2 separate regions of the Homo sapiens genome follow, and region 1 is linked to region 2. Evidence: chromatin loops called from intact Hi-C (ENCODE). Cell type or tissue: dorsolateral prefrontal cortex. All regions are shown on one strand. Links, peaks and the distances in the headings refer to the core of each region. The heading gives the core; the rest is flanking DNA.

Evidence for each region. Hi-C counts contacts between places; a loop is a spot of excess contacts. Peaks named below come from ENCODE experiments on the same cell type or tissue, not always from the same donor. Only the 100,000 strongest peaks of a DNase experiment are listed, where the experiment ranks them.
Region 1: it touches region 2 in a loop (3-fold over the local background); 3 of 110 quality-filtered maps call a loop at or near these places.

Annotation. Positions count from the first base shown.
Region 1 is chr3:120,566,248-120,569,161 of GRCh38, forward strand. No RefSeq gene overlaps it. Among named protein-coding and RNA genes, the nearest start is that of NDUFB4, 29 kb to the right of the region's middle. In dorsolateral prefrontal cortex, for the core only: a CTCF peak has its summit at 1,623 (motif pointing left); a DNase peak (open chromatin) is centred at 537; H3K4me3 peaks cover 889 bases; H3K27ac peaks cover 2,500 bases.
Region 2 is chr3:120,677,066-120,679,979 of GRCh38, forward strand. All of the region lies in intron 1 of HGD (homogentisate 1,2-dioxygenase), which reads right to left. Among named protein-coding and RNA genes, the nearest start is that of HGD, 3.7 kb to the right of the region's middle. RefSeq lists an enhancer at 1-892. In dorsolateral prefrontal cortex, for the core only: no CTCF peak of the experiment used is centred there; a DNase peak (open chromatin) is centred at 1,336; H3K4me3 peaks cover 920 bases; H3K27ac peaks cover 1,952 bases.

The DNA of each region.
Region 1 (2,914 bases), core at 134-2,633, 110 kb before region 2:
TCATGGAGCTTACCTTCTGGTGGGGAAAACACAAGCAATACATAGGTAAGGTACAAAATGTAGGAAACACAGGAGAAAGGCAAGAAGGAAGGATGAGAGGAATGAAGAAAGAAGGAAGGAAGGAGGGAGGGAGGGAGGAAGAAAAAAAGAAAGAAAGAAAGAGAAAGAAAAAGAAAGAAAGAGAGAGAGAGAAAGAAAGAAAGAGAAAGAAAGAAGGGAAGAAAGGAAGAAAGAAGGGAAGAAAGGAAGAAAGCAAAGGACATTCATAAACATTTAACCCAGTAAAAACACTGTTGGCATTTTGGTGTATGTCCTTACAGACTTTTCATCATATGCACATGCCATTTATCTTGCCATTTAGAGGACTTCCAGGTAATAGTCCTCACATAAATGTGCAGGATGCTGCTGACCAAAGTCCTGTCCTCTGAAGCATGAAAGGAGAGGCTCTGCTTTCCTCTCTGCCTGCTTCCCTCCTCCCGCTCCTTTCTCTTCTGTATTAATTGCACTACTAGGCCCTTGGCCTTGGACACAGAGACTTCTGCTGCATGTTAATTAGGCACAGCACCAGCTGACCCTGCTCACTGGGAAGTTCTATGTCAGAGTTCTGTTGCATACTGACCTTTAATAGCCTTAATGATTTAATCATTTTATAGATTGAAAACACTGAGGTCCAGAGACGTTGTGACTTGTCTGAGTTCTCACAAACGATAAACGGAGGCAAGAGTCTGAAATGCTTCGTGCTCCAGCGCCTGAGAGCTCTGGTTTGGCCCCTTCATCTGCCGTGCATTTCACCTTCCTTTCTTATTGTGCCAATATAGTAAAAATAATTTTTTTTCTAACACTAAGCTATTATTTTAAGTTTCTGTTTTCTAACAGGTACAAACTGGTTAGACTCGTCCTGGCTTAAGTGACCGTTAATTTAGTAAATCTCCTTGGATTTTGTGACTGTTACGCTAAAAGCCTTAAAAATAAATGTAGTAAGAAGCTGCCCTTGGGTCCAGCAGAGAAGAAGATAAAATTGGATCCTTTTCAAAGCCAGTGTTTACACTCAGATGCCTCTGGCTTTCTCATTTACTTTAATAAGCTATTTCACGAGGTAACTTTATCTTTACAGATACTTTTTTTTTTCTGAAGGAGAGATGGTTTTTAGCAGAGAGCAAGGAACTTAAAATCAAGAGGTTTGCGCTCTAGTCCCAATTCTGCTCAGTAACCCTAGACCAGTCACCTGCCCTCTGTGAGCCTAAGACTGGATGAGGGGTTTCTAAGCTGTGGTCAGTGGGGCCTCAGGATTTCCATGACGTATTTCTGGGCTACTGCTGGAGACCTACAGTGAAGGCTCAGAGGCTGCCGTCCCAGAACCACACTGCCCCCTTGTCTCCCTCCCTCCCCTACTCAGAGCAGCTCTCCTTTTATTTGTTTTAAAGGGGAGAGTCTGCATAAGATTTTATTTAAAAGAAAAGTTCTGCTGTTGTTAGTATATAAAAATCACCAGAACAGTTAGATGATCTGAAAGATCTTTTCCAGCTCTAACATTCTGGGGTGTCTGAGTTTAAAGATCGGCTCTTGCTTTACTTTTTTAGCTACCTCTTTGCTCCACGGACATGCAAACCAATCATCTCTAAATTATAAATATTCTCTCTGCTGCCCCCAGCTGACTGCTAGCTATGTATTATGCTGGCTGTAAAGATCCTGGAAATGAGCTTGTCTGCTACTCCTGCCCTAATAGTGTTGTGACCAGCAGGGAAGAACATTTGTAGCAGTACTTATTTGCTGATCAGGGATTTTATTTTTTTTTTAAGCTTGCATTTGCTTTAACCGCTTAGGAAAAACAGTTCCAGAACTATCCCCAGCCCTGACCAGCACAGCAGCATCCTCATTCGTATGCTGCTGCTTTGTCTGGCAAAAGGCATTCTACCATGCCATTCCTAACCGCTCCCCACTGTGGTAAGCAGCTATTCGGATTGGATCCCACATCCTCTCTTGGATATTTTGTTTTTCAGGCTGTCTGTCTTACTGCATGCTCCCAAAGTTTCCTCTGAAAGCTAGTGATCTTTGGCTGCCACTGCAGTCCGGCCAGGCCTGAGCCAGGCTGTGCCTGCCCAGCCCTACCTAGAGCACCACAGACCTTTCTGGTGCTGATTTATTTCACACGCACTGTGCCTGCTTTGCCCAGAGTAGAGCAAGACCAATTTTTCCTTTACAAATACATGATTTAAACTTTCATCAAAAATTAACTGGTGCTAAAAGCAGACAAAGACAAATCAGCATTTTCTACTCACTACATGTCAGTAAGGTTCAAGAATTTGCTGCTAGATGTGTAAATCAGGATATAGGATGGGAGAAGCAAACACTGATCACACTCTGAGTGTTCCTTACCTCCCTTCATCCTTATAATAACCCTCCTAGGTAGATATTCTCATCTCCATTTGTTAGAGGAAGAAACAGGCTGGGGGAGGTAGAATAACTTGTGTAGACACACAGTTAGGAAGTGGCAGATGCAGGAATTGAACTTGTTCTATCTGGCACCAAATGCCTTGTTCTTTCCACGACACCATGCTGCCTTCTTGATGAGCATGCTGACTCATTTGGGAAGTTATGTAAGCTTGCAAATCACATTGAGATTCCCAGATAATGTGACTGCATAAAGAAGAACAAGGTGCTGCCACGAGTGGCTTTGGTGCAGTGACAGAAACACAGGGGAGAGGCTCTGCACTGTCGAGAAGGGGTCAGCAAAGCTGTTGAGAGGAGATGGGCTGCACCAGTGGGCCCCAAACCACAGGCAATCATTTATCTCTTCCCTTCCCAACCTGTTCTGCAAATAAACAGATTTTAATTATAAATATATGAATAAAGCTATCTATCCATTTAATTCACGTTACTGAAAATCCAGTCCAAGCTTTGACCACCTGCAGAA
Region 2 (2,914 bases), core at 236-2,735:
TTTATGCCTGTCTTTACTTTAATCTCTTAATCCTGTCAGCTGAGGAGGATGTATATTGCCTCAGGACCCTGTAATAATTGCATTAACTGCACAAATTGTACAGCATGTGTGTTTGAGCAACATGAAATGTGGACACCTTGAAAAAAGAACAGGATAACAGCAATTGTTCAGGGAATAAGAGAGATAACCTTAAACTCTGACTGCTGGTGAGCCAGGCAGAACAGAGCCATATTTCTCTTCTTTCAAAAGCAAATGGGAGAAATATCGCTGAATTCTTTTTCTCAGCATGGAACATCCCTGAGAAAGAGAATACGAGCCAGGAGGTATAGGCTTATAAACAGCCCCCCTCCAGGTGCGCCTGTCTCTTATGGTCGAGACTGCAGGGGTGAAATAGACCCCAGTCTCCCACAGCGCTCCCAGGCTTATTAGGAAGAGGAAATTCCCGCCTAATAAATTTTGGTCAGACCAGTTGATCCTAAAAACCCTGTCTCCTGATAAGATGTTATCAATGACAATGGTGCCCGAAACTTCATTAGCAATTTTAATTTCGCCTCGGTCCTGTGGTCCTGTGATCTCACCCTGCCTCCACTTGCCTTGTGATATTCTATTACCTTGTAAAGTACTTGATGTCTGTGACCCACACCTATTTGCACACTGCCTCCCCATTTGAAAATCCCTAATACAAACTTGCTGGTTTTTGTGGCTTGTGGGGCATCACGGAACCTACCGAAATGTGATGCCTCCCCCGGATGCCCGGCTTTAAAATTTCTCTCTTTTGTACTCTGTCCCTTTATTTCTAAAGTTGGCCGACGCTTAGGGAAAATAGAAAAGAACCTACGTGAATATTGGGGCAGGTTCCCTGATACTCAGTGGCGTGGAGATGTAACAAGCCTGGATGTGTGAGTGATGATCAGGCCAACAACAGTCTGTATTTGGAAGAAATATCAGATGTGAATGTTATGACCTAGGAAGCAATGGAAGTGAAAAATTATTCTTTTTGCCTTCAGACTCAATATTTTGTATATTTGAAAATTTGTCAACACAAAAAATACTAAGTTGTATACTGATTTGTTAAAAGCAGCAGCATGCAGTTAGGATGATATCTTTGGGGAAATGGCAGAGACCATCCAACATTCTGATTCTCCACTGCATCCAATTTTCTACTCTCAAAATGAACCCCATGCTCACCATCAACGGGATTGAATTTGAGCTGCTGAGAATTGGTAATAACCCCAAATTATCTTCAATTCTGTGAAATGGAATTTTAGACCAGCCTGTGACTGAAGCCACTGGGCATTACAGTGCCTTCGCTTTGTTCAACTGCCGCATTGTTTCTCTCTGCAAGAGAGGAAGGAAGGCTGGAGTACAGCTGAGCTTTCTGGCAGGCACTGGTGGAGTTACTCATTAACCTTCCCCATTCTTTGTAACTGGTGGCCTTAGAAGAGGGTTCAGGGTTATGTGTTTGGAACACGAGTTAGTATAAATGGTTCTGAAGCACTTGATTCAGACTGTGCTTTAAAAAATAGGAAAGAAAGTAGAAAGAACAGCTGATGGTTTGGAAGGGAGCCACCAAGCACCAAGAGGTGTGAGTTCTGAATCCGTTTCTCAATCTTAGCTGCAGGGCATTGGCTAAAGAGGAAGGTGAAAACTGCTGAGTCACTATCAAATCAATTGGTTTTTCTAATCCCCTGAGAGAAAAAGTACAGAGTTTATTGCAGCTTTAAAATGCCATGCCCCTCACGGCCAAAGGCATCTGAATTAAGGAAGCAGTATTCACAGCTGCTTTCTCCAGACATTGAGCTCAAGGACAGAATCTGAACTCTGCTTTTATCAGCTGCGAAAATCCAAGCATTCATTTCCAGCTGGTTCAGTGCCTATGTAAAAGTATACTGTGTACAAAAATAAGATTAAAAAGCTAACATTAAGCAAGTGTGTTTGTATGTTTTCTACAGTTCGGATTTCTGAATAATTTGATCCGACAGAAAAATATGATTTCATTTCTTTTCGAGAGAATTATATGCATACTTTCTAAATGCAAGAATAAATTCCTGAGCTCCATGTGACTTCAGTACCATCAGCTCTTTGGCAGCTTATGAGTATACAGCTTTTTAATTCTCACCTGGTCCCCAGGATATGGTTTACTTGTCAGAGTAGTTTTATGAGGTGCTTTCTCCTGACTCTGATTCTAGGTAACACCTGATGAGATGAACAGATGGTGCACCTCACTTCCTCTTACTGGGCATGAAGGAAAGAGAGAGAAGTCAGGGTAGAGATGAAACTACTGCTACATTTTTTTTTTCTGTGGAAAAAGAGTCTAATATTTCTAATTAACCTTGATGGGAACATAGAACATAGATTGTAAAGGGAACTTGCACATTATCGCAGTAGGCTGAATAATGGCTAATGGCTCACTCTGAAAGATATGTATGGCTTAACCCCTGAAACCTGTGAGTATTATCTTTTCTAGCCAAACAGACTTTTGCATATATAATTAAGGATCTTGGGATGGGGAGATATCCTAATTATTTGGGTGTATCCTAAATGTAATCACAAGTGTCATTATAAGAGGGAGGCAAAGGGAGATTTGACTTATAAGAGGAGAAAATGTGACGTGATTACAAAAGCAGAGATACATTTTTTTGAAGATCGAGGAAGAGGCTACAAACCAAGGAATGTGGGTAGCCTCTAGAAGAGGAAACAGAATCCATGGAAAAGGCAGGAAAACACAATCTCTCATAGAGTCTCCAGAAGAAACAGCCACACTGACACCTCGACTTTAGCCCAGTGAAACCGATTTCAGACTTCTGACCTCCACAACTTCAAGATAATACATTTGTGTTGTTTTAAGCCAATAAATTTGTGGTAATTTTTTACAGCAGCAAGAGGAAATCAGTTACGTAGAATAGTAGGTCCT